2 separate regions of the Mus musculus genome follow, and region 1 is linked to region 2. The links are chromatin loops, found by intact Hi-C in ENCODE. Cell type or tissue: left cerebral cortex. All regions are shown on one strand. Links, peaks and the distances in the headings refer to the core of each region. The heading gives the core; the rest is flanking DNA. Region 1 has its middle 160 kb from the start of Trp63. Region 2 has its middle 180 kb from the start of Tprg.

Region 1 (16,475 bases), core at 2,853-10,852, 59 kb after region 2:
CTAGATTCCTCTCTTACAGCTCGAGCGGCCTTCTCAGTCGAACCGTTCACGTTGCGAGCTGCTGGCGGCCGCAACATTTTGGCGCCGGAACTGGGACCTGAAGAATGGCAGAGAGATGCTAAGAGGAACGCTGCATTGGAGCTCCACAGGAAAGGATCTTCGTATCGGACATCGGAGCAACGGACAGGTACACATGCTAGCGCTAGCTTAAAATTTCAGTTTTGTAAAGTGTTGCTGAGGATGCGGTAGGATACGAATTAAGCTTGAATCAGTGCTAACCCAACGCTGGTTCTGCTTGGGTCAGCAGCGTGTTAATCGGAACTAGAAACGGAAACAGGCAGGTTAGCCGCAGCTTTTTAGGAAGCTGCTTAGGTGGAAGAAGAAAGGGTTTAAAGTCATGGATCAGGCGGTAGGCCGTAGCTCTCCGAAGCTACATGAGGTGTGAGAAAAGAAAGGGTTTATTAAAAGGAATAGGCGGATTGCCCCAGTTAATAAAAAATGCATCATAAGGGAGGAAAATGTCCCAAAAAGCAGAGAGAAATATCTCTCTGGGCCTTATAGCAGGAGTACTCTGTTACCTTTTGTGTCTTGTCTAATGTCCGGTGCACCAATCTGTTCTCGTGTTCGATTCATGTATGTTCGTGTCCAGTCTGTATGAATGAATGTTCTATGTTTTGTGTTGGATAATAAAGATGGTATAAAAAACTTTATCTGCAAAGCCGAGAGCTGCCACGTGTTTCAGCCAGGAATCAGACACGTGGCGAGAGGGCCCCTGCTGGAAAAACTGTTCGTTTTAGAAAATAAGGGCGAGTGCACAGCCTCTAAGTTTCAGAGTAAAAAAGCTAATAAATGGTTCATGATTAATGTGTTTGACAATGGTAAAGTGTTTTTTATTTTATGATTGTAGCTACAAAAATTATTATTCTCTGATTGGTCTAAATGTAACTGCTTCATTTGGTTCTTTTTTATTGGTAATGTGCTCTAAGTGTTTTCACAATCAGCTCATAAGTTGTTGGTTAAGATTAATAATTGTTACATTGCTACAGATGGTTAGTGTTAAATTTGATAACTCAAGTTTAGAGTCCTTCCAACACATGGCATAAGGCAGCCCAAGAGGCTGGGTCTCTAAAGATATTTCTAGTTTAGGTAATAATTAATATGGTTCGTATCCTAAATAGTAAAATTTAAAATAAGATTTAAAGCAATGTCTCTTTATTAAAGCATTAAAGCTTGCTTTAATAGGTATTCATAGGTATTAATTGACATCCAAACTTCGTAATATGATAGTAATGCTTCTAATATTGATTTTAAAGATAATAAATTGTTTTAAACTTGGGTTTTGCTTTCCCAAGGTTACAGGTATTATCCTAACCTTGCACAAAAACTTAAAAATTATGGTTAAAACTGCTATTGTTCCATTGACTGCAGCTTGCAGTTTGACTTCAAATTTAAGATCTTTAATTCACCTGTATACTGTAATTAAGATAATTACAAGAGTAATCATCTTATGAGAGCGCTCATACAGCTCACTTCATACAAAACTGTGACAGAGTTATCTAGTTATGTTTGTCTTTGTGAATAGATTAGACAAACAGTTTGGTTATAGTTGCTGCCTGGCAGGAAACTGTAGTACAGGCAATTTTTTCACAACACTAAAGTTGTGAAGAACGTTTTAACTGTAAGTCATCTTAAGAAAGAGTATCATAATTTAGAGGCGTAGACAGTTATATTGTTTCTCTAAAATCGGTCCTTATTACAGGAGGGCCAAGATGCTCAGATTAAAAAGTATTTCACGTTTGAGTCAATGCAGGGCTCTGGGCAGCCCCAGAGCGGCTTGTGGCCTTTCTTTTGTTTTGCAAACAGTGCCTGAAAAAAAAAAATTTTTTCCCTGTGTTCAAGAGAAATTCTTTTTAACAGTGTTGCAGATCTATTCAGATGTTTAAAATAAGACTTAAATTCAAAGAGTTTTGCTTCTAGTGAACTGTAATCACTAGAAAATTTTGCCTCTAAGTATGGCTAATGTAACTTTACATTATGTAAGAAAAAATTTTATTGTTTCTGCTTCTATACAAGAAGCAAAGAGTTTTAATCTTTCAGTGTATATTGTTTCCTAAGTGAAAAGTATTTTATTAACTAATGCTTCTTAAAGTTTACCTTAAATCCTTGCTCTCACCCAAAAGATTCAGAGACAATATCCTTTTATTACTTAGGGTTTTAGTTTACTACAAAAGTTTCTACAAAAAATAAAGCTTTTATAATTGTTATTAATTGGTAATTAAAAATTGGTTGTGCCCAAAACAATTCTTTGGCCAAAAAGAAAACATTATTGTAAAGTCATTTTTCTCATCCTCCCAGCCAATCGTTGGCCCACGTGGGCCCAACTAGCTTCTGTGGGGCGGAGTCTTAAGACACAGTTTCCCCTGTTCCAGCACAGATGATCTAGTTGTGTGCTGTAGATGGTGTTTTAAAATGCTGAACAATCAAACCTTAATTTGTATATTAATAGTCAATGCCATATCTCTGAGCTCGCAATTGCTTAAATTGTTCATCCCTCAGATACTATTAATTCTCAAATTTACAATTGCTTATGCATATTTCTAGTTAATAAATAAATTATGCACATGTAACTCTTAATAACTTTACAAGCCTTCTAGTTACAACTGCTCCTTAAGAAAATTGATTGAAAGTGCAATTAGTCACTGCCCCTTTACAGCCATGTATTTAAAATATTTTGTCAACTAGTTATTAATTCAAAAGTAGGTATTGTAAAATTTTAAAACTTTAACTTCTTAAAAGACAAAAAAGAGAGAAATTGTATCCCCGTGCATGCTATTTAGTGCATTCCCATGCACACTATTAAAGTCTTACCTTTATTTTCAAAATCTAATATTTTAATGTCAAAGAGTTTAATAAATGCTTTATAGTATCTTAAAGGGATCTACTTATTGGCTTATAGATTAATCCTAAAACAGCTACCTTATTAAAAAAGGGAAAAACAGGTTTTCTCCACAGAACGCTGCAGAAGCATATTAATAAATTCGTGTGACGAGCTGGTAGGTAAGTTGACTCATGTCCTGATTAAATTGACTAAAAAACTAAATTAAATTCATGTTTTAGATCCATCCTTACTTGTCATTTTTCCAGTTTAGACTAGCTTCTAGCCTTTTAACTTTATGACAATAGTACATCAGAGACTGTATATTCAGACTTAGTAAAATTAGTCATTTAATAGAGTCATAATGATTTTTCTCCTTTCTTCAGTGTGACCAGCCATTCTAACTCAATCTTAGACTGGTCCTAATATTCAGTCCAATGTTAGAGATTCCTATATTCTAAATTACCTAGCAAGTTAATTAAAGAGCAATTGGTCACTTAATACCCCCTGACTAACAAATGGAAGGGTCCAGATCCAGTTCTAATTTGGGGTAGGGACTCAGTTTGTGTTTTTTCATGAGATGAAGATGGAGCGCGGTGGCTGCCAGAGAGATTAATTCGTCAGATGAACACAGATTCTGACTCTTCTGGTAAGTATCATTCTAAAGACTAAAATTCCTTTTGTGCTTAAAATTCAGCTGAGAGCAACAGCTCTCAAAGGTGTTCTCCAGCTACTCTCTGAACCAGCTCCCGACAGGAGGCCGGAGACTAGCCTCAGCTTTACAATTTGCATTTGAATAAAGTACCTAGACTTCCCGGAAAGAAGTTCTGCTTTCCTACTTTCTCACTGTCTTTCAAGATTTTGTCTTTCAAGCAGGTAAATCAACATTCCCGAGGCGGACCAGTGGATGTGCATCCCCGCCCCCCTAGAGCACACAGGTGGCAGCTGTTACCCCCAGTCTCAGGACATTTCCAGCATGTGGCTTTCAGTCTGAGTTAAAAATTTAGGTTTACCTAGAGGGCTAGAAGAGTAGATTTTTCTATATTAATAAAGATTGGTTTTTATTTTGATAGACAGGCTTAGCCCCTTAGCTGACCTCTGGCTTTTCACCCTTGCTGTTACTGCAAGGTGTCCTTAGCTCAATAGGCTGTGGAAAAAACAGGGATGAGGAGGAACGACTTCCAGCTCCTATTTTACCCACAAATCGTGGTGTTATTAACGACATAATTCTTGCTTAGGCTTTGCTAATTCTGAGGTTGATAATTCTCCTTTAGGAGCTGCACAGCACTCAGAACTGTGCATACTGGTTTGTGATTGTACAAATTCAGTATGGGCACCGCTTGGTGCAGAGATACTTACTGCAAGGGAAGGTCCGGCTTGACCATTTCTGAGTTTCCTGTGAGATAAACCCGGTTTGAAAGAGGTTGGTACCAAATTTTGGTTAAAAATAAAAAATATTCTCCGGCTCTACCTCGCCTCCCCAAAAGGTACCGAGAGCCACATGTGTGGGTTTTACCCACGGGAGGAATCGGGTCCATGTCCACCCAAGCCAAGGTTAAAAGCCCACTCATCTACGGATGAGAAAATCATTTGATCACCTCAGTTAAGCGTTGCCTTATTTAACTTAATTAATAGGGGGGAGAGAGATTGGAGACGTACTATTGAAAGGGCAAGCCTTTCACTGCCTCCCACCCAAATAAAAAAGCCAATTGGCCTTGTACTACAAGAGCCGGTCACTCCTTCTCCCTGTTTCCCACCTATCTTCCAAAAATGCGGAGGAATTCAACTTAGTGCTATTTTCACATCGTTCAGTCAAACTTAGCCAGAGTTCCAACGCCCTACTTAAAATTCAACTAGAAAGTTACCTACCAAGTACTAATTAGCATTATAAAGTCAGAGTCTGCAGCTCCAGGCCTTTCAGTTGTTTACTAGAAAGGACAGTCTTAAGCCAGATACAGTTTACCATAAGAAAGGTTAAAGAATCCCAGTGAAGCAAGTTTTTTTTTTAGCCCTAGATTCCAGGCAGAACTATTGAGCATAGATAATTTTCCCCCCTCAGGCCAGCTTTTTCTTTTTTTTTTATTTTGTTAATAACAGGGAGGAGATGTAGTCTCCCCTCCCCCAGCCTGAAACCTGCTTGCTCGGGGTGGAGCTTCCTGCTCATTCGTTCTACCACGCCCACTGCTGGAACCTGAGGAGCCACACACGTGCACCTTTCTACTGGACCAGAGATTATTCGGCGGGAATCGGGTCCCCTCCCCCTTCCTTCATAACTAGTGTCGCAACAATAAAATTTGAGCCTTGATCAGAGTAACTGTCTTGGCTACATTTCTTCTTTTGCCCCGTCTAGATTCCTCTCTTACAGCTCGAGCGGCCTTCTCAGTCGAACCGTTCACGTTGCGAGCTGCTGGCGGCCGCAATCCTCACAGTGACCCCCTTCCTCCAACAAAGCCACACCTGTTGTAACAAGGCAATACCTTCTAATGGTGCCACTCCCTATGAGCCTATGGGGACCGTTTTTTTTTTTTTTTTTTTTTTTTAAGCTACCATATCAACCAACCCTTTTCTGATGTTGTTTACTCTTTTGTGGCTCCTAAAGTTTATATAATAACAAAATTTCATATGTATACATTAAATGAAAATAAAATAAATACTTTCTAAAGGAACAAGGGGATTAATTCTGGGAATTGGGGGCATGACTAAGGAGAATATGGGCTGCATGCACACAATATATATCTTTAGAAAGATTTAACAAACTAAAAAGAGATAAGAGAAAACACAATGAAACTCATTATTCTATAATTTACAGAGCTAATTAAACACTTTAAATGAAGGAAATCTTGTGGCAAGGCCTATGCATAATTCTTTTCCTGATGGTCACTGTGACTTTTATAGCTTCAGGTTGTCTGTGAGCCAGAGAAGTGAGTGAAGGCTGGCTGGAAATACAAGAGTGTTTGGATAAAGCTCTCTCCTAAGGAAGGCCAAAAGGCAAGGTTCATGGGACAGTGTGGAACTCTGTAGCTGAGTACTTGCCTAGCATACATTAGACCCTGAGTCTGACTCCACGTTCTACAAACAATGAGCATAGGGAAATATTATTCCAGAATAAACAATGAGAAGAAGCATGGGGCGTCTGAAAATGTAGAAATTCAGAAGCCTGACTAAAAATCTTTCACAGTTATTTTTTAATATTGTCTCAGTGTCCTTAGAAAAAGTTTCTCCTGAGAAAATACACTTTGTGAATAGAAAATTCCATCTAGAAAGAAACTGTCCAGTGAATTGAGGTGTTGGGATTTTTATTAGCTTGTCTTTGGCTCTTGGAGTAATCATTGTTTGTCTAAATGAAAAAAAAAAAGTTCACTAAAATTATGTATGTACATTTTTACACCAAATTACCTGTATTATATGGGTTTATTTGTAATTTTTGAGTGGTATTTTAATCATATTTCTCTCTTCCCTTTTCTCCCTTCAAACCTTCCCATATATCCTTCCCTTCTCTCCTTCGAATTCATAGCCTATTTCATCAACTCTCATTGTATACATATATGTATTTGTGTATATATACATTTCTAAATATAACCTACTAAGTCTGCATACTGTTACATATATAAATATTTTTAGGAATACTGTCATGATTTTTCAGAATGAGTCATGATGTGTGGGAGGCTCCCCCTAATCCTTGTTAAATAGAACATGCCAATCTTTTCAGTTTTTAGATGTAAGATGGAAAAAAGTGCCCCAAAAGATAGATGTAAGCACCCACAGCTACTCTGCAGCACATCCACATGTAGAATTGTGCTTAGGCATTCAATAGTGCACTTCTTGCCCCTTCTAAATTATGCAAGAAGAATTTCCCTAAAACACTACCTCATATGAAGATGTGTGCAGAAAAACTGATGTCTCAGAAGACACTAGGTCTTCTGGTCTGGACCCATACTTACCTCACTCATGATTAACTACCCTGAGTGGTACTGGACAGGTCTTTGAGTCACACTGAGCCTGACTGTGCATTTATCTTAGTATTAGCAATTTTGAAAACATATTGCAGTCTTGATGCTGCTTTGAAGGTGAGTTGCTTTATCAAAGCAAAATCAAACCCTTTTAATACTAGAGCAGAATTATAAGACAGATGTGTCAATGTGACAAAAATCTTGTCTTGGTTAATGTTGTCAAATTGACACAAGCTGGAGTCATTTAGAAAGAAGGAATCTCAACTGAGGAAAAAAATGTTTCTGCAAGAATATGGGTCATTGTCTTAGGGCAAGGCAACATTTAATAACCGTTGGCTTACAAGTTCAGAATTTCAGTTCATTATCACCAAGGCAGGAAACACATCAGCATCCAGGTGGGCATGGTGCTGTAGGAGCTGAAATTTCTACATCTTCATCCAAAGGAAGCTAATAGCAGACTGACCTCAAACAGCTAGGAGGATGGTCTCAAAGCTGACCCTCATAATGACACACTTCCTCCAACAAGGCCACACCTTCTCGAACAGGGTTCCTAATAGTGCCATTCCATGGGCCAAGCATATTCAAACCACCACAGTAATACTGTGAGCATTTACATGATTAATGATTGATGTGGAAGGCACCTAGCCCACTGTGGCAAGTGCTACTTTTAAGCAGGTAGTCCTGAATTGTATAGGAAAGCATGAGGAGCCAGGCAGTGATCAAGTTTCCTTCATGGCTTATCCTTCAGTTCCTGCCTCCAGGTTCCTGCCTTGAGTTCCTGCCCTGACTTTCCTCGCTGATGGAGCAGGATCAGAACATTGCTAGATCCAACTAACTCTTCAGTGCTCAACAGATGCTGTTGTCTGTGATGTTTTATGACAACCATAGAAACTCTAAGACAAGCCTGAAAGTTTTAACCTTAAGGAAAGAATGTTCAATTTCTCAAATAAGTAAATGGTACAATTTCATATCTCTTCATTAATAGTCTTGTCCTTGGTTCTGATTTCCTTCACTCAAGAGTGAGAAACTAACCACTGAGAAAAATGAAGGACAGTAAGCACCACATTCTCCAAGCACCACGTGGAACTATATTGCCAATGAGACTGTTTTCAAGAGCTCTTCACAGTCCCCAGAAGAAAGGTGTCATTTTATCATCTGATGGTATTAAGATAGAAGTCTCTCCAGGACCTTCTGTTAGGGAGACTGCTTCCATTGAAAGTAAGAACATTGTGGGGGTGGATATTGGTGGGGAGGGAATCCTGAGATGATCAGATTACACATTTGCATAAGAACACTGAGAGAAATTGCCAAGCAAAAGCAAATCCATATGGAAGAAAAATGATGTCTGTTATGGTAGCAATGGACTTATTATTTTACAGTTAATGACAAAGCTTCAAAACCCGAGACTGCCACAGATATATTAATAGTACAACAGTGAATGGAACTGGCCAGCGTTTAATTCTAGGTACCAAAGTGAACAATTCCAGCAACATAGGAATTTAGAGAATGTCAGTGACAATTCTGTTTCCACGTTTTTATCCTAAATAGAAAATCATTCATTTGGACATGTCCTGGTTTTTGTTTGTTTGTTTGGTTGGTTGGTTGGTTGGCTGGTTGGCTGGTTTTGTTTTCACTAGCTAGGCATGTGATATTACAAGAGCAAATACAGGGTTCTAAGAGCCTTAATTATTAATTTGAATAATAGAAGTTTTTCAACTTACATTTGTTTTGAGAAAGAGAGACATGTAAGTGCAAAGTATTCAGTCAGAACAAGGCTATCACACAATTGTTCTTTAGTGTTTCCTTAAGTTTACATGAAGAGCATCTTTGGATTTAATGCAATTTTCAGATCACTAGAACTCTTAGGTAAGGATTATTTTCTAATATAATATTTATAATAGTTAATTTTCTGTTATAACAAACCACCTGAAACTGAGTAATGTAACAAAAAGACTTGTTCTTAGTTATAGATCTGGAAGATCTAGATATAAAATGCAGAAAATGGACTCGTGTTGTATGTTAGAACAGATAATATGACATAGGAGATTAAAACTTACATAAAGTTATAGGAGCCTGGAAAATTAAATGTTTCAACATAAAATTTGAGAAAACATATGGAAATTATGCATAGCTGACTAATACACTCAGCCAACTCCTTGGCTCTCAGTAAATGTCATAGAAAGCAGACAATTTAGTCCCAGATGCCAGTAGCTACACACCCAATTGTTAGAATATTAAAGCTCTAAAATAAGAAACAGACAAATATCTAAGAAACAAGTACAAATGATCAGTGCAATTGTTCAACTGAGTAATTCTGGATGAGAGCACTAAAGATCATTTCATTTGTAAAAAATCCAGACCGGCGGTTAGAATGAAGAGTAAATCTGTGAGACAAGTGTAGACGCTGAGGCATATTTCCTCTTTCCTTTGCCTGCTGTTTGCCTGACAGGGTTTGTTTCCATAGCTGTTAGAGTTACTGTCTATTGTAGAAGTTTATCACTGAGTGTCTAATAGCTTTGAATAAAGTCTAGAGCCTACACTGCAAATGTGTTTGTGTGTTCCTCATGCTAAGTCTAGTGGGGTTCCATGTTTGGTTAATATTCATATATCCAGAATGTGATGACGTATCATGTAGCTCATAGTAAACACCCCAGGCCCATTACAGTAAGTGGTGCTAACTGGCGATATTTAGTCTCTTCTACAAGAAAGGAAAACCACTTCCTAGTCCTGTAACTCCTATTCCTTTCCTTAAACTTTCTGACCACTAGCTCTGGAGACACTATTTCTACTTTAAAATGTGTTGGTACCTACCTTTCATATAATTTCTCTAATAATTGTGTAGCCACCATTCCACAAGAAAGGATGTTAGTAGTCTAACTATAAATACAAAGTCCCAGTGGTTATGCTAGGTGTGAAATGTATTTCTATAGGACTTCTCTTGCTTGTATCTTTAACTAAGCTTTTAGCTAAACATACACAATCTGGATGTGTATCCTTCCCATGATGCAACAGAAACAAGAACTAGGAGCCAATAATACAAAACTTGAAGTTTTGTGATGGAAAACCTGGTCACCTCTCAAACAGTTCACCATTCAATATTCCAACTTTTGTCTGTGTGAGAGATTATCTTCCTGATAGGAGCTGGCACAGATTCTAGCTTTCCAGGTCCAGGAGGCATTTGAGAAATGTCCATGATATAGAAGAGAAGTAACCACTGTTCCAGGTTATGCAAGTTCTAACTTCCTTTAGTCATCTCAGACAGCTAAATCCTTTAGTCTCTTTGCCATTTTTTTTTTCTGTTCTAATGAGGAAATTGCTGAGGAAAGTGAACTGTTCTGCAATATAAATGGGCTAAGACAATGGAGTCATAGTTGTCATGTGATTAAGCATCTTTTAAAATTCTGTAACTATTGCTATAGATTGGTTTTTTGGATCCATCTCAAAGTCCTTACATGGTTAAAAATAAAGAATAAACTTTCTGTAATAACTTTCACCTACTGCAACTACACCAGTTGAACTGTGGTTCATGGACTGAGCCACATGGGTCTTTGGGTGCTTTAGGGTTATAATTAAAAAGATGAGAAAATTAAAAAGCTGCAGTTCAATTAAAGTCTGAGTGTTTTGGGGAAGGTTGCTTAATAAGGAAAGATTTTGGCAATGGTAAATTGTGGTCTGTAATGAGCCAATTGTAGCCTCAGAATTTATCTTTCCTTCCTCATTCTCTACAAGCCCCAAACCTCCCATGTGGTCCAATCTTGGATCTGTTCACAATGTCTGTGAATCCAAGTTCATCCATCGCTTACACAATAGAAAGAACAGTCTTTTCTTTGGCTCTCGTTTTCTCCCATATGAATACCTACACCAAAAGATCATGAGCAAGAAATGTACCACTATTTGCATGTGGTAACCAATAAATAGATTCCGAGTGTCCACAAACACAGAGTTAAGTTAATTTCTTTTTATCAAGACACTATAATAGGACCATATATAACCAGAGTTCTTCTGTGTACTGATGTTTTAAAATGTCTCTCATATATATTCAAGGTGTTAGGAGATAGCTCAGTTGGTAAATTTCTTGCTGTACAAGTATGAGAACTTGAATTTGATTACCCAGAACACACACAATAACATGAGCATGCTGTTGTATACTTATAATTCCAGTACAGAGGAAGCAGAGATAGGTAGATCTCTAGGCCAGCCAGCCTAACTGGGGAGCCCCAGGTTACAGTGAATGACCCTGTTTCAAAAAACACCAAGGCTCTAAAGAAACAATACTTGGCAGCAACCTATGGTCTCCATTGGATACGCACACACATACATGCATATACCCCATACACATATATAAATACATGCTTTCAGTCATATACATACACATATATACATTCACATATGTGTACTGTATATAGTATATATTTAAGTATATATACATATTCAAGTAACATATTCAAGTATATTTGCTTATGTCAAAATATGCTTAGATGAATGTGTGGTTCATATGTATATATACATACTAAAATCCCTCAAATTCCTAAAACTAGCATTTTGCTCTTATATATCGGGGACAACAAGAACAACCAGTGGACCCCAGTTATTTTTAAACAGTGAGGGAGATGTTCCGCATGCGTATTTCCCAATAGCTGCAGAGAACTTACTATTGAAGAAAAGCTCATGTTTGCTGAAATTGAACCCATAAACCTCTTTTAACATCCGATTAACAAACTTCTTTCCGGAGGGTAGGAGAAAGAGGAGAGGTGAGGTAGGGAGGAGAAGCCTGAAGTCCGCTCAGATGTCCTGTTAAGTGGAATCTGTCTGAGCATGCTGGGCTTAAGCTGCCAAACATCTTTTCTCAAAGAAATACTGGGGTGCTACTGCGAGGGCTGATGAAATCAACCTGCCCAATTCTTTTTGTCTCCTTCCCTCTTCCACCTCCAGCACATTGTGCAAGGGAAAGTTTAAACCATCTTCCTGTCAGGTGGAAGGGGTGGGTAAGCACCAGGTGGCCATGTCCCTGTTTCTCATCCTCAGAGTGCAGCTGCTGGGACAGAGGGCCAGGCTTTGGCCTGAGGCACACGCTGTCCCTGCTCTGAGGGCTGGCTGGGCACACTGTGCTCACTTTGTATCCAAAAGCCTGGGTATTTGGACTGGGAATCCAGTTTCTTGTGCTGTGGGGGTTCAATGATTATTAGGAATGCATGGAACACATTCATTCTTTTGCAAGAAGAATCTTCCCTGGCAAGGCCAGGTCAGAAAGCCCATGGGGACTGTCCTGAAAACTCATACATGGCAAAGAGCTTTGACACACCACTAGACTGCATGGGCTCAATTCAATCTAGTCATAGACTGAAACTTTTAAGTTGATTTTAGATTGTGTGTGGTGTCACAAACAGGCAAGTTTGAAAGGCTATGTCCTCTAGACAGAATGTCTGCTTGGGTGACAGATAGACAAATCCTCTGTGTATTACTTTATTTGATATTACTTTCTCTTATTCACGCAAGGGCTGGGTTTAGGTTTGGAGAGAACCAATCATCCTTTATCATTCTAAGGTTGATACTACTCAAACATAGGTATCTATGCCTGCTGAATCCTTCACCAAGTCAATAATTGTACTTCGAGTAACAGTTGACATGAGGCATGCTAAATATCAGAATAAAGAGACTTTATAATGGTTCAGTGGCTAGCTGAAATTTCTACTTTGGTAGAAACTGCTTTCTTTCTCTGAATTGCATTTTTTTTTCTAAAACTCCACCTAGGTATGGAATTTTCACATTGCCATGAACCAGTTTTACTATGAAAGTTAGTCAAGTGTAGCCATGCTATAGATAGCAGTTGCTTAGATGAAATCAAAGAAGGAAACCTACCTACAACATCTAAGGTAGCTGTGGAATTCTGTCTTTCTCCACTATGACTGATTTTATTTGAGATGTTCCTCTGTCATGTCACTGTACCCACGTTGCTATTGAGGTTTGTGTGTGTGTGTGTGTGTGTGTGTGTGTGTGTGTTGCACTCCCCAGTGGTACACATTGACAGGCAAGCCAGCATGAGAAATATAATACCAGAAATGTGCTTCCACACATGAATGCGAAACTTAAAAGGAGCTTGACAGAGCTGCTTCGCCACTGATCGGCCCATTTTCTCTCAAACTGGCTGAGTGTTGTTGATACTTTTCGTTTCGGTGTATCTCAGTTGCCTCTTATCCACCAATGATGAAGTCCTCGAGCAAAGGAGAGTCCTCATTTCTGAGAGTCTACCAGAAGTATAGAACTGATCAAATTAGGTAATATAATATGAGTGCCTTACCCTAGGAGGAAACTACAATAGCCTGTGGTGATCAGAAAATGAACAGATATGTAGCCTAGTCAATATGTAATGGGAGAGCTCTCATTTAAGTTGTATTGGTGAAAATGGAGTTATGTTTGAATGAAACATGGAGAACTAGGATAGCAGCACTAAGTTATCAAGGTTTGAAAGGCATGTGTGTATGTGGGGGCAGGTTTGCATAAATAACATAGTCCACAAAGTGGGAAAACAATATACCCAGGCTGGTTGATGAAGTCAGATTACAGAGCGCCTTGGGCCCCGGTGTTTAAACAGAGAGACGGGTGAGAGGCAACAAGAGCCAGAGTGTGTCTGAACTTCAGGAATGTCAAGTGAATAGAAAGGAGCACAAGCCTATGAAATAGTCCAGAGAGTAGATAATAAAGGATGCCAGGTATTGTGGAACACACTTTTAATCCCAGCATTTAGGAGGTAAAAGCATTTGGAACTGAAGGTCTACCTTACATATACAGTGAGTTCAAGGTCAGCCTAAGCTCCACAAGAGCCTGTTTCTTCCCAAGTCAATGAAAAAATGTTAATGTCTATGTCCAAGTACATGATATAATTTACTTAGAGATATAAATTTCATTGGGTTATATCTACCACAGGAGCAGGATGTCTCAGACTTTGTCATTGATCAGCTGTAGGAGTCATGAAGGGAAAACAGGATGATAGAGTCAAGTTATAAAGGCATGTAGCCTGACTTAGAAAGCCACAGAGGTCATTGTGATCTGAGGTGTGGGTCTAGTTGACCTTCATGGATACAGCTGAGAGTTAATTAAACTAGCAAGACACGAGCTGCAACTCCAACTCTGTGTTTTCTTTCTGAGTTGATGATTCACTGTTGCTATTGAGAGGTGAGTTGGGCCATGGGTGAACAGGAGCAGTCGGCAGTGAAGACTGAAGGGCAAAGAAGCAGGAAGATTTCCTTGAACTCTGCTTGCACTGAAAACCCTGAGCAGAAGCCCAAACTTGTGGCTTTCTTGGATCTCTTCAGATCAGAGAGCTGCCCATTCCAAAGCCACAGCACTTCTTTTGCGTCTCAGTTACACCACAGGCATCTGACTCATAGGATAGTCAGCCATAGAGGTCAGTCCTGCCTTAAAGCAAGTCTGGAGTGGAGCACTCCTCGGCTTCAGTTTACCTTCTGTTTAAATAGGTCTTGGTCATGGCACTGTTACATTGAAAGGGTGGGCTTATCTTTGTGTTGTATATAATCAATCCTTTATGAACTATAAACCCATAGATCATTATTGCCCTTATTGTAGAGAGTGCAAAGAATAAGTGTATATAAGGGAACAGGTCCCTCAAAAAGAAGAACCGTTCTCAGAACGAGCCGAACGAAGCTTTTAGAGGTTACAGACACAGTGTCCAGGTCAAACCTCCGACTTCCTATTAAGCCTTTATTCCTTTTTACCATCCAAATTAATTACTTCCTTACGCTTCATATTTTAAACAACCTCAAAAATGATATACTATCTGGTAGAGGAAGGTCCTATTTCTTTCCTTTCAGTTTTAAATCCAGGTTTAAAGACCCTTTGGAAAACTTGGCAGCCACTTTGGAAATGGGCGTGAGCTTACAGGACAGCATCAAGGCTGAATTCAGTACAAGAGCACTGAGCTGTTTCATTTGCTGAAGCTTCTGGTAGGTGTTCTAAGAGATCAAGTGTTAAATCAGGGGGTCCCTGTCTGCTGGCACTGCCCAGTTCCAGACAGGGAAAAAGACAGTCAAACAACTAGGGCAAAACCAAATGAGATTAAGAAGACATTTTCGGCTTCATTCACTTTCTGGATGAATAAAATACTGGGCCTCCAGAGTTTGGCAGCCCTCATGACATGTTAGGAGAGAAGAAAAGAGAGCTACTTCTAAATGGGCCATTTCCCCATAGTGCCAGTGAGCTTAGAAACTTTACAAAGAAAAATGGGACAAGTCTTTCTCACTCTCATTAAGCACCCTCAAACACCAGTAGCCTTAACAGGAGACTCCAGGAGAGGCAGATGGAAGTGCCCTGACCCAGCACACTCAGGACAAGAAACTGCAGGGATTGGGGGTCATTGCCAAGTGGTGAGATGAACCTGATAGGGTTCCTAAATAACAGCATGCCCTCAGCTGCAGGCCTGACTTCATGCTATTCCAGTCGTGTGACCTGTCTCCTCCAGGGATCTAAGATAACACTTATCACAGCCGGCTTTGGGATCCGGTTGCTTGAATGTGTCCCTGCTTTCAGCACTGAATATGAGAGCAATGACCATGACTTACTCAACTCTGTGCCCCAGAACACTTGGCATCAGCCCTGGTCCTCGGCAGATGCCCAGAAAGTGTGCAGAGCTGGTTGGAATTTTGGCAGGGCTTCCTGCTTCTCATGGGTAAACCCCATGGGTCTTCTTGTCTGATTTGCAAAGGATAAAACATTTCATTTATTAGAAAACTGGGATCTGATTTTTGAGACCCTGATTCTAAAAGAAAATAGAACTGGATTTTCCTTTCCATACAACCCTGTCCACAGGACCCTGACAAGTCTATTTCCATTCCATGCTCAGTTTTCTATGGGTGGTTAGAGAGATTAATATATAAGAATCTCTCAGTTCTAGACCTTTCTTTATATTATTTTGCATTGTAAGTTCAAAATTAAAACCCCACTACCCAATTTTCCTTTCTTCCCTCTGATCCTTGACATGATGGCATTATATCATGTTCTAAATTTATACAGAATTATTAAAAAGATATCATAGTGGAAAAGAGCAAGCCTGACACTGTTGTCATCATCCCTTCACGGGTTGCCACCTTCCAACCACTGGATAAAGCGTCTTTTATAAGTAGCAGGACATTTTTTTTTCTCCCAATCCATTGAAATATTTTTAAGACTTAAAGCTTTTAACTACTGTGTTCTGGGACAGTTTCACACAAGTACATATGTGTACTGGCTTCTGTCATCTTTTATTCTTTCCCATCTCTTTTCTTCCTTTATCTACTTCTGATCTTCTCTAGAAATCTATATTTTTTACATCTATGTCTATTTATCTTGTTTCGTGACTCACTGAATTTAAGCATGGATTTCTGTGTCACCATGTGCATGCAGATGTCTTTGGGAGCTGGGGCGGGGCCTAGGGGCTGGCTCAAGTGGGTCCATTTTGCCTGGCTATTTGGTTTCGAAATTTACAGGTTCACAGAGGTGTAAGACAAATGTTGGTTTCTTTCCTCCAGCAACTGCAGAGTATGAAAAGTAGACAGCAAGGAGAAAGCATCCAATCCAGCCTCAGCTTCTTTTCTTTACTACAACTGAGATGTCTGGTGTCTTCAGGAACAAGCTATTATCCTCAAGTTCTGGTGGGC
Region 2 (16,475 bases), core at 3,690-11,689:
AAGAGTCTGTTCTTATAAACCAAGATTCAGTAATAAGGAAAAGAAAAAAGACTTCTACTTCAGTGACATTTTGTTCATGGAGAGTGGAGAGTGTGAGCGGGCAATGAACAATATGCACAACAAAAGAACACATATGGGTGGAAAGTTCTATGGGAAAAATGTTGAGAAGAGATTGCTGGAGGGGAGTAGATAATTTTAATTTCAGCCAAGGCTGAAGTCTTCAACTTACTGAAGGTGAAATGGAACCAGAGCCCAGCTGGAAACAATGGTCACAAGGCTGGAGATCAGCTGCCTTGCCTTTTGTGCTGGAGGCACTAAGAAGGACAGAGAAATCATGGCTTGGTCAAGAAGCCAGAGTAGCAAATAGCAAGACGCCAGGGTCAGTTGTGCCCTGTGCACTCAGATACAAGACATCGTATGTGTCATATACATGGTTGATCTCTGAATGTTTGGAAGCCAGGCAGGAGTGATGTTGTTTTGTGAGAATAGAAGTGGTTGGTGAGAAAAAGAAGAGTCAAAGATAACTTCAAATTCGGGACAAAAAATGACTAGAAGGATAAAGTGGCCATTTACAGTGTGCAAGTCTGAGAAGAAGTTTGGGTTCTATGATGCCAAGACTTGTCCTGGGACAGGTTCTGCATGGGAGGGGATGCAAACTGTAGTGACACAGGGAAGGGTCAATGAGGAGAGAAAGCAGGTTGGCACAGGAGCATTCTTGCTCCCTAGGTAGAAATGAAATCAGCTAAGACTAGCTTACTTACAGATGTTTCCCCCAGAGTGTAACACATGCCTCTCAGAGCTTGGATGCATTCTTGAAAAGAGAGGGGGTAAAAAATCACAGTTAAAATTTAAGGGTACAAAGATCTCCAAATATTGATTATTTTTGCCATCAGACTTGGGGGCTAAAATAAGTATTACAGAGTAGTAAAGTATGGATTTTTATTTATTTTGGTTTTATTAATTAGCAGTATCATATGTGTTGTATTTTACTGTGTTTTTTTATCTTTTGAAATTAAAATATAATTACAACATTTCCCACCCCCACTCAATTTCCCCTTCATCCCTTCCAATATATTCCTCTTGCTGACTTTCAAATTCATGTCCTCTATTTCTTTCTTTGTTCACACACACCCATACACACACATACACACACACACACGCACACACAGACACAGACACCAATTCCCAAGTATATAAATATGACTTGCTCTGTCTCTAACATGCTACCTGTATGTCTATGATTTCAGGGCTGACAGCTTGGCAATGAGTGGTGGGCTCTTCCCCGAGGAAGACTGTTTCTCCTGCTCTGAAGATTTCTTACTTTCTTATAGTTCTTTGTTTAGTGTTGAAGATCCCTGAGACTTCCTCCTCCATACTAGCATGCTGACTGGGACACTAGCATGCTGACTGGGACACTAGCATGCTGACTGGGACACTAGCATGCCGATTGGGATATCTTCAGCAATGGGGACTTCCCCTGGAAATAGCAGCAGTCTAAAATGTTTGAGGAATTTTTGAGATACCCTGAATCAACAAATCAAAGGAATTTTTATTTCTGTTTTTTTTTTTAAATAGTCTATTGTTCCTTGGGAGAACATTGTCAGTCTAGAAGGTACATTTTATTTAAACTGTATGGAGCTACACAGCCTTATATGTATTACATATGATTTTAGGAAAATAGACATTAATGATGTCTTATGACTTCAGATATTCCTATTGTGATTTTGCCTTCTCTCCCATTCTGAGTTTATTTCCCTCCCCATGTTTTGTTTTGTTTTTTATTTTCCCTTTAAATAACTTGCACCCTTCCCTTTCCCTCAGCATTGCTCCCTAACCCGTAGTCTCCATTTCATTTTCTAGCTCCTGCAGTTGTTCCTGGCTATATACTTACATCTAAAGATCTGGATCCAGGAACTCAATGATAAGAGACAAAATGCTATGTTTGTCTTTCAGAGTCTAGCTGGCCTCATTGAATAAGATATTTCCCAGTTCTGTTTCTTACCTGCAAATTTTATGATTTTCCTTTTTGCAGCAGACTAATATCCCATTGTGTATAATCCCACATCTTCATTCATCAAACCCAATCCCGAACAGACTGTTTAAATGGGAGGATAACATGATGAACATTCAAGAATAGTGAAATGGTAAGCTGAAAGGCATATTTGAAGACAGAATAAAACGAGAGAGAGAGAGAGAGAGAGAGAGAGAGAGAGAGGTGAACCCATGCCAGCTGAGGTGGAGGTATAGAATGAGGTCGGTTTTGTGTTCTGAATGGCCACCTAAAAATTGAGTGCAAGGGCTCAATTTTTGAGTGGCATTGACAGGCAGAAGTTTGTTTAGAGAAACATAAGTCAACATTCCCCAGAGGAATAACTTGCTGAAGATTCAATGTTGTCATCATCAGCTTCCTCTATCTCAGAAACACTCAACTGTGGGTCATGACCCCTTTGGGAAACATCTATCTCTAAAAGTATTGGTATTACTATTCATAACAGTAGCAAAGTTATAGTTATGAAATAGCAGTAAAAATAATTTTATGGTTGGGTCACCACTATATGAGGAACTATATTAAAGGTCGAATGAAGCATTAGGAAGGTTGAGAACCACTGATCTATCTGAACAGAAAGTCTAACAAACAGATTGTACTTGTATTCTTTGGCTCTAAATGATGAGTTCAGACTAACGTAGAAGTTACATGGAACCATTTTGGCAAGGTAAAATAGCCAGTGTTGTTCAACAATGTGCATAATCCTCCTCTAAGTGGCAGAGAGCTCTATTGAGAAGCAAGCCATGGCCATTTGGCAGGGACCTAAAGAACGATCCAGCATCAGGCCCCTTCTGAACCTGAACTTGTACTGGCCAGTAGAGGCAAGGAAATGGAGACAGTGATGTCTACAAAGGATCATCAGGGAATGGGAAGGAAGAAAAATCAAAACAAAAAAACAAAAAGTAATTTTCTGCTAACCTGAATTGTCAAATAGTAAATACCATATGGTCTAGTGTAGACTTCTACTGCCTGTCTTGACCAGAAGATTTGGTTTTATTTTAAAGACATAGACTTAAACGTTGCTTATATAAGTAAGGGATAGTTTGCCATGGAGAATTCTCAGAAATGGGTTCTCGGTCTTACCCTATAAACAAACAGAAAAGGACAGAGAAGTATTTCTAAGGGAGGTTTTAAAGGATCAGAAACTGGGGTTGAAGAAAAGACGGTAAAGCTGAATTTTAATGTGGAGTGTCATTTTTCAAATGTCTCCTAATTATATTGCAGAGCATGTTGAAAAGGGCCAAAATATTAATGTGCTTAACACCAAGGCAGTTATGTGATTATTGTCTCATGCAAATGTATCTTGGTTTCAGCTGACATCAACACTGCAAAATTGTAGTCCCTGTCCTTGGGTTGACCTCAAATGCTTCTGCAATACAAAGACTGGTTCTGCTAAGGCACACATGAAATTCAGAATGGGGATCTTGCTGTGTGCCACCCTTCTTTGAGTTTTAGAGGTTAACTGTTAGGATGTCCTCTAACCCAGAAATTTAATTTTTCATACTCATTCACTCAGCAAAGGCTTCTGTAGTACTTACTATCCAGTGTTAATCACTGTGGGAAAATAAGTTGGTTGGGTATTGTTCTGTCTTCAAGGAGCTCTTATGGAAGGTACAATTCAACAGGCAACAATAAGAATATAGTGTCTATGGTGTTGTACAACAGAAGAATGGTTGGGAGCTGACATTCGCAGATTTTAATGATTGATAGAGACCAAGTATTAAGAGAGACTAAGGTGATACATACAGGGAAGGACTGGGGGATTAACTCTGGGAGAGAAAAGTGCATTTCAAGGTCTGAGAGTGAAGTAGCAATCAAAAGTGCTGTCTCTGCCTGGGGGGAAGAAGAGGTAAATGATGGAAGGGAGTCAGATTTGGTGGTCTTTAAAGGGTTTCAGAAAGGATCAGAGATCTCAAGGGACCTGACACAAAGATTTAGAGTTTTATTCTCAGGGTCCTCCAAGATACCTTCAGACTAGTAAACATGTGGTGTCAAGTGTGAATACAGTCTTTATAGAAGTGAGAAGAGAAAATCCCACCATACATAAAGTCTTGTAATGAGAAGAAATGCCACGAAGGTGTAAAGCCATAGGTCATCTGAACTATGCGACACCCTTACGCTCACTGCCTCTTTTTCTACCTTACCCACGATACCCAACAAGACTCAGAACACTGTGTTCCTCATGAATTTCTTATGCATGCTGTAGAGGATCTGCTCCTGCCCAGCTCCAGATTCCTGTCTCTATAAATACTTTCTTTCTCTTCTAGAATGGCATATAAATTGATGCATAAGGAATACATTTTGGGGGACTGACTTCTTTCAGTGAGCAACTATTTTATTTTTTAGATTTATCAGTGTTGCTATGTAAATGAAAATTTTATTTTCTACTATATTGGTAATGGCAAAATGTTAAATTTGCTAATGTAAGGTCGAATCTTTCCTTTTGTCTTATGAATACTTTAAAAAATTCAATAGACCCTGTGACCCGGGTGTCAGGATCAGGCCCCTTATATATAAGAGCAGGAAGTATAATGTGCTACAAGAGTTTTAAAAACAGCTATGAGCTTTTATATAGAAAATTTTTTTTAGGGTTTATCATACAGAAATGGCCAATGTTTTGTAAAGTATAATGGTATTTTCAGTAACATTTTAAAATAGTTTTATATTTATTCATTTTATTTTACATGTATGAGAGTTTTGCCTGCATGCATGCCCGCGAGCTATATGCATGGCTAGCACCTGGTGAGACCAGAAGAGGGTGTTGGACCCTTTGGAACTGGAGTTACAGGGGTTGTGACCTACCATGAGGCTGAAGGGAATTGATCCCAGGTCTTCTACAAGAGCATAGAGTGTGCTAAAACACTCAGCCATCTTCTCAGCTTCTGCAGTAACAAGAACCAAAAAAGGTCTCCACATTTGTCCCTTCAAATTTTTTCCCCATTCTATTCAAGGCTTCCCTTCTGTGTTCTTGCCTGTTACACTCCTCTGCTGCCAAAGATTTTTAGCTGGCCAATAGGAAGGTGTGTACATATTTCATGTGCACAGAGTCTGATCAAAAAAGAGTGAGTTATCGATTTTGTGTCTGAGTTTGCTATATAACTATCTGAAAGTTTTGAATAGCACATAGCTGACAAGATTGGACTTTTTCATTAACAATTTTGAATTTGGAGAGAGTATTAAAAAGATCACACGGGAGCTTACTTAAATGTCAGTTTCTTACAGTTCTTTCTGGATTCAGTACCACCGTATTATCCAGTTACATTTTACTCAATCACCCTTTCAAGGAGGTTTTTTTAGAGCCATCTATCCACCCTATTAACTGGCCATTGTAATTATTTTTCCATTTTATAGTTGATAGAATTTAGCCGCAGGCAGAGCAGAGAGGTCTTCCAGAGATGAAGGCAACAGCGGTACTACCAAATGCTCGCCTGCATCTTGGCATCTGCACTGTCCAGTTGTCTAAGGGCATTCACATCACCATAGCCAGAATGCCTGCTGCAGTCCTGAACTATGAATGCTTTATGGTGGATGCGCTGCTTAATGACAAGCCTTGAAATCAAATGTGCTAAGAGGAAATTTTTGATAGGATATTGGCTGGTCTCATTATTATCCATACGGTAACTCATCCACTCAAGTATTTGTGAAAATTTTCAGGAAAATCACTTTTAGGTTTTAGCCTATTTGGATAAGAGAAGGGCATTCATTCTGTGACTTTTTTTTTGATCCTTCAGTAAGAGAAAGAAAACAAGTAAGACATTATAATGGTACCCCTTGTTATTTACAGCAGGTGCTATGTCACATGTTCTGCAGGACTTAAAACACACACACACACACACACACAATGGGTATTTTAATTGTTTCTCTTTGATAGACGAGATTGAAGGCTTAAAAGGTCAGAAAACTTGTTCAAAGTAGATTGACCAATGGTAAAATTAAACTCAAACTCATGTCATTGGATACACAGCCTGCACTTTGAAACAGATCAGTGTGCCGCTTACAGAAACCCTGTAGATGCCACAGGCATGTGAGTATGGAGTCCTCTAGGAAAGGATGTCAGGCATCATGGTGACCACTAAGTGCTTCCATGTCCTAAACTAAGTGCTCTAGGTTTTGCCATGGGACCTGCTTTTGCCATGGTGACTCCAGTCTTTTGTGCCCCTTCGTTGCGCTGCTGTCAAATCTTCAGGCCCAGATCACATGGTCCTGATTTATCTCGTCTTCCTGAAACCTGTTGTCAGAATCCATTCCCCCCCCCCCCCCCCCCGTTACTCAGGCGTTATTTTATAGAGCCTCATGCCAGAGTCGACCACTTTAGTCTATGTTCTCTGAGCTTCTTAGGCGCCTCCAGAGTGAAAACAGTAAACAGTGTTCATTTGGTTATTTCCCACATGGGAAATGTTTGCCGGTTGCTGGCTGAAAAGAATGGCTTCATTTCTCAATCTGTCCAGAAACAAGCATATCTTGACCTGCCACTATAGGACGAGTTAGGTGTTTCTGAGAAAGAGTTTATTTTTCTTTTCTTAATTATTCATGGTCTTTCTTCATGGGAACTGGTTCTCCAGTCTGGCATGTGCTAACAAACAAACAAACAAACCCATTTCTGTCCTCGTCCCAGTTTTGTATGACAGAACAGCCCTTTTCTAATAGAGCCCTGGCAGAGCCTAAGCACATCTGCATGGTCTGCACTGTACGGCTGTTTTCTTCAACAATATCCCATTTGCAGCACATTAAGGATCCTGTGCTCTTTTCCATGGGGACTCAGATGCTTCCAGAGGGTGGACTACTTGCTCCTTTTACAGCTCAAATGCAGGCTCCTGTTATTTCTTTGAACATTGGTACTCAAGGGGGTAACCAAACTGTCTAAGACCGTGGAGTTCTAATTAGCCTGTTTAAAACTTCATTTCTCCGAATCATTTGCACCTAAATTAAAGTTACTAGGCTTTGCCCATGACTTTCGAATTGAATGCATCACACTTTCTCTTTACATCTAAGAGATCAGAAAGGAAACAAAAAATTGGAATTAAAAACATGGATGCTATAAAGGGAAGGATAATTCATAAGATCCACAGAGGTAAGAGAGCAAGAAGGCATACTTCCAGTATCCTCAACACCTTTAGAGCCACAGGATCAGGGCATTTCCATCTCAGCTGGAGTATTATGTTAAGTACAAGCTTCTCCAAACGCTTTGTCTATTCCATGGTCTCAGCTCTGGCTGCCTCCACAGCACCATGATGACAGCGTGGGGAGGTAGAAGGGTTCAGCAGCCTGAGGGGGATGGAAGGTATCAGAGAAGTGGGGGTTATTTCAGGTCTTGCTTCTCTAAGCCTTCAACGTCTGAGCCTCGCTTCGAGACGGACCTTCCTGTTGTGAAACACTGGAGCAGTTGTTGCGGTCTGAAGATAAACAACATTCCAGCAGTTCCCCCCACGGTCTCCTGGAGGCCGGGCTTTTCAACAGCTCCCTGGCCTTCAGGCATCCAGGAACCCAGCTTCAGTGTGGTACCTGTAATAGCATACACAGCCATAGCTTTGTGGTGCTGGTGCTCTTAAAATGGATTATGGTAATGAGTCTAGGATGAGTCCTGGGTGCCGCTGCCTGGTCATTAAGTGTAGGAAACACTAACATCCTTTGTGTAGCTTTGGAAGCCCAAACTGTTCTGACTGGAGAGTGGTGAAGAACAAGGGTTCCTTGGCCTGATGTGCAAGCTTCGCATTTTCATTAATGACTGGGCCTGAATTAGGGCTCCCTAGGGTTATATAAGGGCACGCTTGGAAACCAGATGCAAGCTGTTAACAAATTCAATCTGGCTTTATCATGAAAGGGTTGGACCGGAGGTTAGTATACCCAATAGACAAAGTGTCTCACATGCGTTTCCAGTAAGTTTGTGCTTCTTATATAGGTAGGTGTGGTTTTAAAGAGCATAAAACCACAACAAATCAAAGAATAGCTCAGACTTGCCTTTTGCTTATGGTTGAGGTTGGTTTGAGTAATGATTCATGGACTAAGAATGCCGGCTTTAGTCCCTGGCTGAGGCCTACCTGCAGTACCACCAGGATCGACCATTTCTTCAGAACACATTCTCTCACCCTATATCACTTTCTGAAGTTTTCCATTTCTATGCACACCCACCATTATAATTGCCTTCTAGATTAATGTATAAGTTCTATAAAGAACAATTAATAAACTCCATTTGAGTGATAGAATACTAAGGCTTGGGAGATATGAAATAATTTCCCCACGATCTAAGGGCTACCACCATTTTATAAATAAAACAGCTGAATTTTTGATGGCGTTAGGTGTTATAATACCTTTCAAACACACATACACAGACACACAGACACACATACACACACAATTACTTTATGATTGCACAGGGGTATTTCAGGCAGGCAGTCCTAATTAGTGATACTTGCTTTCTTGTATGTGTGTGCGTGTGAGGTACCCAGGACACATCCTGAACTCATTACCATAATCCAATTTAAGAGCACCACACATACACACACACACACACACACACACACACACACACACACACTCACACATACACACACACTCACACATACACACACACACACACATACACACACACACATACACACACACATACACACACACACACACACACGCACACACACACACAGAGAGAGAGAGAGAGAGAGAGAGAGAGAGAGAGAGACCTCCTGCTCATCTATCTTTAGCACTACAACACCATTACCATTATTAGATCTTGCTAACACTTTTATGCCATATCTACAGAGCTCCTTTTGTGATTCCCCAGAATCTGAAGGTGTAAGCTCTTTTCAGTGGAGTCCCCTGTTAGGAAAATTGCCTCTGTGCTCTTTGAACGTTACCCCTTGAGTTGTCATTATCTGCAAGGTTTAAGGGCAGATTTTGAGTTGGGTAGTAGCAATGTAAACCACCAGACAGCCATTTTCCTTTTTGACGCTTTGCCTCTGGGTATTTAAAGGATGGAAATAAGACAAGATGGAAGTTCCCTTGGGAATTCAGGCTTCTCACTAACACAATGAGAAACGCGAATGACAAAAGGTCCTCATCCGAGCACAGTGAAATGGCCCTTCACGTGTAAAGCGCCTAGCACAGTTCTCCATAGAATCAATACTACAGTGAGAATTATTACTTCTTCCCTTAACACCAATGTTCCTAAATCAATTATGTTATGTAATTTTAGTATTGTGTCTCTTGGCAACTGAGAGTCTTCTTGGATGTGCTGAGAGAAAAACCACGTGGGCAGAGCATCATATGAATCCAAAATGCAGGTTTCTGGACTTACAAACTCTCTTCTAGTCTTCCTTTGAAGTAGGTTCTCTGTTAGTGATTTTGTCACTTTCTTCCACATGGAGCTATAATACCACTGGTTCTAGGGCACAGTGCACCTGTCTTCCCCAAAAGGAAGACTGATCTGTCTGTGCCAGTTCATACAGACTGAATCACCAGAATTATCTGGAAACTAATAAACCAATACGGGAAAGGATAGTGGAGCTAGCCATGCATGCCATGTAGATATTTGAACTTAGAACCCTTATGTTAGTAATTGATGCCTCTGATTCAACTAAGCCAACCAACTTCATGTCAAAGACATCATTGATAGAGATAGAAAACCCAAACCAAAAACATGTTAAGTAGCCTCTGGGCGTCAGAGAGCAGTTACTTACCATGGGTTAGAGATCTACAGAAAAACTAGAGTTACTGACTACATGTCTGGATGCTAAGTCATTATATCATTGGTGTCTAAAAATTGGAATCAAGGAATAGAGAATGCATTTTTATACATAATCAACTGAGCTACCTTCAGGCCCAAATTTCCAAAGCTTCTCTGGACACCTGTGTGGAGCTTAACTATTTGAAAAATGTTTTCCATTCTTTGCTGGCATATACTGTTGGAAACAATTTAAATGGCCTTAGGGCTGAGGTCACTACCCTCATGCATCACCGATGCATGGCTGGGGTATGTGTTGGATACCATGAGTCAGAATTCGTGAGTTTTGAGGTTAGTCCATGTGGATTTAGCTGGTCTAGTGCCTAAGCCATGGGTGATAGAGATCATATATTTTCCTGCCACAGCAGCTGTGTTTGGAGACTTGGGCTTCCTAAAAACAGAACATGGGTCCTGCAGGATCCTGATGGATCAAGGTGTGATATTTGAACTCGGGTGGCAGATGTATGCAGAACCCTGCAGAGGCTGAGCTGCATCCTGCACACAGCAGAGAAACCCAGGTGATGGTGTACCAGAGTCTTGCCCATGTTCTCTGACCCATCAGGTCTGATGGGGCTAGGAAATACGTATTTGTCTTTTTGTGATAGCAATGCCACTGCTCAGAGGTCATAGTTAGTCACTGGCATCAGCACATTATCTTGAAGCACATGGTGACATTCAGTTATTTGAATGGAATATCAAGAATTCTGGGAGCTTCGTCTGGGATTGTTTTCAGGGTGAGGACTTTGGCTTTCCTCTTTGGGTCAACTTGGGTCTGTAAAGATCTGGCCAGTACTTAGGAAGGCATTTGATATTCTCGTTTTAATGTAAACACTTCCCACCTGTCCCAAGCATGCGTGTCCTTTTCCAAGGGCTCCTCCAGCATTTCTGACATTGGCGGGAGCCTAATCTGGCTCCTCCCTCCTCTCCCCCTCTCTCCTGGCCTGCAACTGTTCTTTTCACAGCTGTGGTTGTTACGGTTCTGTTTGCCTCTCTCTCTCTTCATGCCCAACCTCTCACCCTGCTGCCATTAAGATCAAAATACTCTGTTTTTATTTATTTACACCACAGCTGTCAGTGTTGTGTCTGGGTCACTGTAGGGCAACTTGCAGAGAAACGTGATCCATGAGGTGTCCTTAAAACTGCAGATACTTGGAGTAAGCAGTGTACACACATGTGTGGGCAACACACACACACACACACACACACACACACACAGAGCGAGAGAGAGAGAGAGAGAGAGAGAGAGAGAGAGAGAGAGAGAGAGAGTCAATAATGCTCACCTTCCTCTTCTCCTGGAGTGGTCTCAGGATAGATGGCTCAGTGCTGTGTGTCAGGGAGGCCCCAGGAGGAACAAGGCTTAAAGGTCCTTGAAATTTACATCAGGCCATTTAAAGGTATTGGACAATCCTGAGTATGTAAAGCCTTGTCCCCAGAAAAGAAGCCATTGTTCTTTGGAAAGAGCTCTATATTAGGAGTCACAAGACTGAAGTTCTAATTTTGGCTGTGCCACTAACAAGATGAGTGACCTTGAACACGTTCCCCCCTCCCCTCTTTTAACTCTATTCCATCCTTGGTTGAAGACAATGGCACTGATGATCTCCCATCACTGGTCTTCAGTGTTTAAGTTATAGTGTTTTTTTTTTATTAGATATTTTCTTTATTTACATTTCAAATGTTATCCCCTTTCCTAGTTTCCCCTACGAAAATCCCCCATCCTCTCCTTCCTCCTCCTGTTTCCCAACCCACCTACTCCTGCTTCCCAGACCAGGCATTCCCTTATACTGGGGCATAGAACCTTCACAAGACCTGCCATTGATGACTGACTAGTCCATCCTCTGCTACATATGTAGCTAGGATCACGAGTCCCTCTGTGTGTTTTCTTTGATTGGTGGTTTAGTCTCAGGGAGCTCTGGGGTTACTGGTTAGTTCATATGTTGTTCCTCTTAGGGTACTGCAAATCTCTTCAGCTCCTTGGGTACTTTCTCTAGCTCCTTCATTGGGGACCCTGTGCACCATCTAATGGATGACTGTGAGCATCCACTTCTGTATTAGTCAGGCACTGGCAGACCCTCTCAGGAGACAACTATATCAGGCTCCTGTCAGCAAGTTCTTGTTGGCATCTGCCATAGTGTCTGGGCTTGGTGGTTGTTTATGGGATGGATCCCCAGGTGGGCCAGTCTCTGGATGGTTGTTCCTTCAGTCTCTGCTCTGAACTTTGTCTCTGTAACTCCTTCCATGGGTATTTTGTTCCCCCTTCTAAGAAGGATTGAAGTATCCACACTTTGGTCTTCCTTCTTCTTGAGTTTCATGTGTTTTGCAAATTGTATCTTGGGTATTCTGAGCTTCTAGGATAATATCCACTTATCAGTGAGTGCATATCATGTGTGTTCTTTTGTGATTGGGTTACCTCACTTAGGATGATATCCTCCAGATCCATCCATTTGTCTAAGAATTTCATAAATTAGTTGTTTTTAATAGCCGAGTAGTGCTCCATTGTATAAATAAATGTACCATATTTCTGTATCCATCCCTCTGTTGAGGGACCTCTGGGTTCTTTTCAGCTTCTTGCTATTATAAATAAGTGTTTTCAAGACTGTCCTGAGTGTTTGAGACTGGTGGTCCCGCATAATGATCTAGAGTTATTTATAGGACATTTCTGAGCTTCTTGCTGGAATTACAAAACTAGACACTATAAGGAAAAGATTAGTACAGGAGCCTGACATAGCTGTCTCCTGAGGGCCTCTACCAGTGCCTGGCAAATACAGGAGAGGATGCTCACAATCAGACATTGGACAGAGCACAAGTTCCCCAATGAAGGAGCTAGAGGAAGTACCCGAGGAGCTGAAGGGATATGAAGCCCCATAGGAGGAACATCAGTATGAACTAACCAGTATGCCCAGAGCTCCTTGGAACTAAACTACCAATCAAAGAAAATACATGTTGGAACTTGTGGTTCTAGCAGTATATGTAGCAGAGGATGGTCTAGTCGGTCATCAATGGGAGGAGAGGCTCTTGGTCCTGTGAAGGTTCTATGACCAAGTATAGGTGAATGCCAGGACTGGGAATGGGTGTGGGAGCCTCGGAGAGCAGGGGGAGGTGGGTGGGGATAGGGGATTTTTGGAGGGGAAGCTAGGAAAGGGGATGACATTTGAAATGTAAATAAAGAAAATACCTAATTAAAAATTATGAAAACTCAAAAAAAAAGAAGAAAAGAAAAGAAAAGAAAAAGAGAGAAAGAAAGAAAGAAAGAAAGAAAGAAAGAAAGAAAGAAAGAAAGAAAGAAAGAAAGGGAAAAGGAAAGGAAAAGGAAAAGGAAAAGGAAACGGAAATGGAAACGGAAATGGAAACCAAAACGAAAAAGAAACAGAAAAAGAAAAAGACAAAAAGAAAAAGAAAGAGAAAAGGAAAAGAAAAAGAAGAAGATTAGAGATACTCCACAGTAAGGCAACCAAGGAGGCTTCACAGTAGGTAGCGCATCTAAGGTAGATCTGCAAGAAGCCTCCTGGTGAGTGGTCATCCCATCAGGGGTGAGAAAAGCACTGAATAGGAGCAGTTACATGAAAGAAACTCAGAAAGCCAAAGAAACCACATGAAACAGAAGGAAAAGGACTAGACTCTTTACATCTTTGCAATGTTATGTCATTCAGATCTGTCTTCTGAGTACAACCAACTTTAAGGAGGGTTAGGAGAGTCAGGTAGCATTCATTCATGGAAGGGACACAGCAGCGTGTGGACCAGATGAGCTTGGTGCAAATCTTTAGTTAAATCACACAGTATCCTCACATTTCTAGGTTGCCCTGCTGAAGGGACAGTCACACATGAAAATTCCATTTGCTTACTTTTTCTGGAGAGTCTAATTACTGCAGAGGTTTTGATTAGTTTTTGCATAGTATTTTGTTTACAAATTTTAACCTACAATGTATTTGTTTATTTCTTTAGAACACCAGGACACATCTCAGAAACATCAGTTAGAATTCAGTCATCCAAAGAATAAGTCAATATGTCCAGATAACGTCCAACGAAAAACAAACTCTAAACTTCCTATGATGAAAAATATTTCAGTAAAAATGTGTGCAACATTTCTCCAGCAAGTCTTTATTGATCAAGAATTGCTAGACTGGGTAAACTCCTGGAACTCTTAAAAAGAGTAAGAATGATTTAATTAAAGTGTTTCATTTTATAGAAGTAATTGACATAATTTGCCTAACAGTTCAAAGTAGGAGATTATACTAATACTAAAATATCTCATCAGGTGCTATGCCAAGACCTGCTGACACAGCTTAGTAACAATAACAGTTAAACATGTACATCGGTGTTTTGAAGAGTACCTATCACCAACAGTTTTTGCCTACTGTGCGTGAAGTCTTAGCTGGTGTCCCAGCAAAATCCTATTAATACCTATCTGACAGCCTGCGATGTCTCTGAATCTTTCTCTTATTATTTGTTAAATTATGAAACCTTTTCAGGGACAATTTTTCCCTACATTCAGATTCCATAATTCTAACTTGAACATTATGCAAATATTCAGAGTAATATTGATAAAATGGATCTCATTATCACCAAGGTGATTACCGATCACATAAATTTCGATTTGTCTCTTTGCTAATTGATTAATGTATTTTACATGCCATTTTTTTGTGCTTTTTAAACTTCAAATGCGTATGTATATTCTCATCAATATGCAGTGGTTTGGGATTTTCATTTACAGAAAGCTGCCATGTAGGAAATAAAAAAGTCTGATTGGTGGTAAAGCTGCCTAACTGTATTCAAGGACTTTTTAGTACCTTTATGTCGTTGTTTATAAAACTGACACAATTTTTGCTTTGGGTGAATTTGGCTCAATAGACAGTAAGAGGAATTTCATGGCCCCAAAACACCCTTGGAGAGTAGACTAAAATTTCTTCCTAAGTAGCTTCAAGCTGGAATGAATCTCTTAGTGAATTCTTTCCGTCTCCAGTTCTCATGATTCTGCAATAACTACTTCCTGAACATAAAAATAGGTGGCCGATGGGCCAGTGGAATGGTGGCTGCCTTCCACTCAGAGAGAAATGTTCTCTTCAGGGTGAGCAGTCCACGGAGCTGGGTATACATCCAATTCTCAAGGAGGTCTCTTCTCCCTCAAGGGAGCTACCTCTTAGCTTCCTTATGAGTTGCTTTCCCTCCGAGGGATTGATACGACCAAGAACGCTGAGGTACTCGTGTATTCTCAGAAGGGAAAGGTCCTCTAAAAATATGGATTGCCTTGACCTGGCCTCAACAGGCTGGTACTTTATCCTCTTCTCCCTACCCCACCCCTGAATCTATCTTCAGTAAGAGTGGTATCCAAATATAAAGTAGATGGGTCGAATCCCATTCCACGGGATCTTGACATTTCTGTACTTAGAAGAGGATAAAGCAGCAGTGTGCTTTAAGTGGCCTAAACAAGGGCTGCAGAACAGCTGCTCTTACTTCCAGCAGGATCCCTCAGGCCTTAGGGAAACCGGCAGACGAGGGTCACCTTGACAAGTCCTCTTTTCCCAAGCATTTGGAGATCAGATGTACATAATGCTTAAGGTGAAACTCTGACAGAGGGAACCAAAACAAAAACAAGGACTCAAAACAATAACAAAAGTCTTTCTTACCCCCTCCACCTTAAAAGAAATGATTCGTTTAAAAACCTAGCACCACAAGGTTCAATGGGTTCTATTCATCACCATACATTTTCTAACTTTTTTTATAACTTATTTAAGTCAACTGTCTCTGAGCTTATCAGGTTTTTCGATGTTCAGAATTGACACAGTTATTAAAAGTGGTTCATGCAGATTCTGGTGACAGTATTAAAAATTAAGATATGAGCATAGAAGCTTGGTTTGCCATATTAGGCTTAAAATTATAGTGGTGGACTTAGCAGTTTAAAGCAAAAGCAACAACAAAAACAACAACCCCCCCCCCCAAGTTAAGCAAAATCCCATGTCATTTTCTTATTTTATACCTAGTTACTAGGATTTCATCTTGTATCAATGACTATTCTCAAAAATGCTTGTTTTTTTCCCCCCTAAGGCCTTTCTCCACCTCTACAAGATAAGTCCTTATTAATTGCTCTATATAAACATTGGAAGCAATGCTCAAACAGAAATTATATTAACCAAGTTTACCCAACTACGTTGTAGTAGATTAGAGGCAATATTCAACTGTCCTATGAGCTTATTATTTAAGGTATATTTCAGGGGGTTGGAGAGATGAATGATCAGTTAAGAGTAATTGCTGTTTGTTCAGAGGACCAGGGCTCAGTTTCCAGCACCAACATCAGGAAACTTACAACTGTCTGGGAACTTTACTTCCTGAAGATTTAATGTCCCCTTCTAACCTCCCCAGACACCAGGGAGGCAAGTGGAGTACATATATATGTGCAAGTAAAACATCCATACCCATAAACATTAAACAGAACACAAATCAAATATATTTCACAGTAAAAATTGAAATAATAGTTTGTATTTTTACCATACTTGTTAATACTATGTTTATTGCAATTATGTTATTTAACCAAAATAGATGAACTAATTGTATTTATAAGGAAAATGGGAGGCAGGGAGATTTCTGAGTTCCAGGCCAGTCTGGTCTACAGAGTGAGTTCCAGGACAGCCAAGGCTACACAGAGACGCCCAGCCTCAAACAAAACAAAACAAAACAAAACAAAACAAAACAAAACAAAACAAAACAAAACAAAACAAA

The links. Peaks named below come from ENCODE experiments on the same cell type or tissue, not always from the same donor. Only the 100,000 strongest peaks of a DNase experiment are listed, where the experiment ranks them.
Region 1: it touches region 2 in a loop (2.6-fold over the local background); 5 of 42 quality-filtered maps call a loop at or near these places.

Annotation. Positions count from the first base shown.
Region 1 is chr16:25,517,975-25,534,449 of GRCm38, forward strand. No RefSeq gene overlaps it. Among named protein-coding and RNA genes, the nearest start is that of Trp63, 160 kb to the right of the region's middle. In left cerebral cortex, for the core only: no CTCF peak of the experiment used is centred there; DNase peaks (open chromatin) are centred at 6,560, 9,042 and 9,212.
Region 2 is chr16:25,458,176-25,474,650 of GRCm38, forward strand. No RefSeq gene overlaps it. Among named protein-coding and RNA genes, the nearest start is that of Tprg, 180 kb to the left of the region's middle. In left cerebral cortex, for the core only: no CTCF peak of the experiment used is centred there; DNase peaks (open chromatin) are centred at 6,714 and 7,593; H3K27ac peaks cover 986 bases.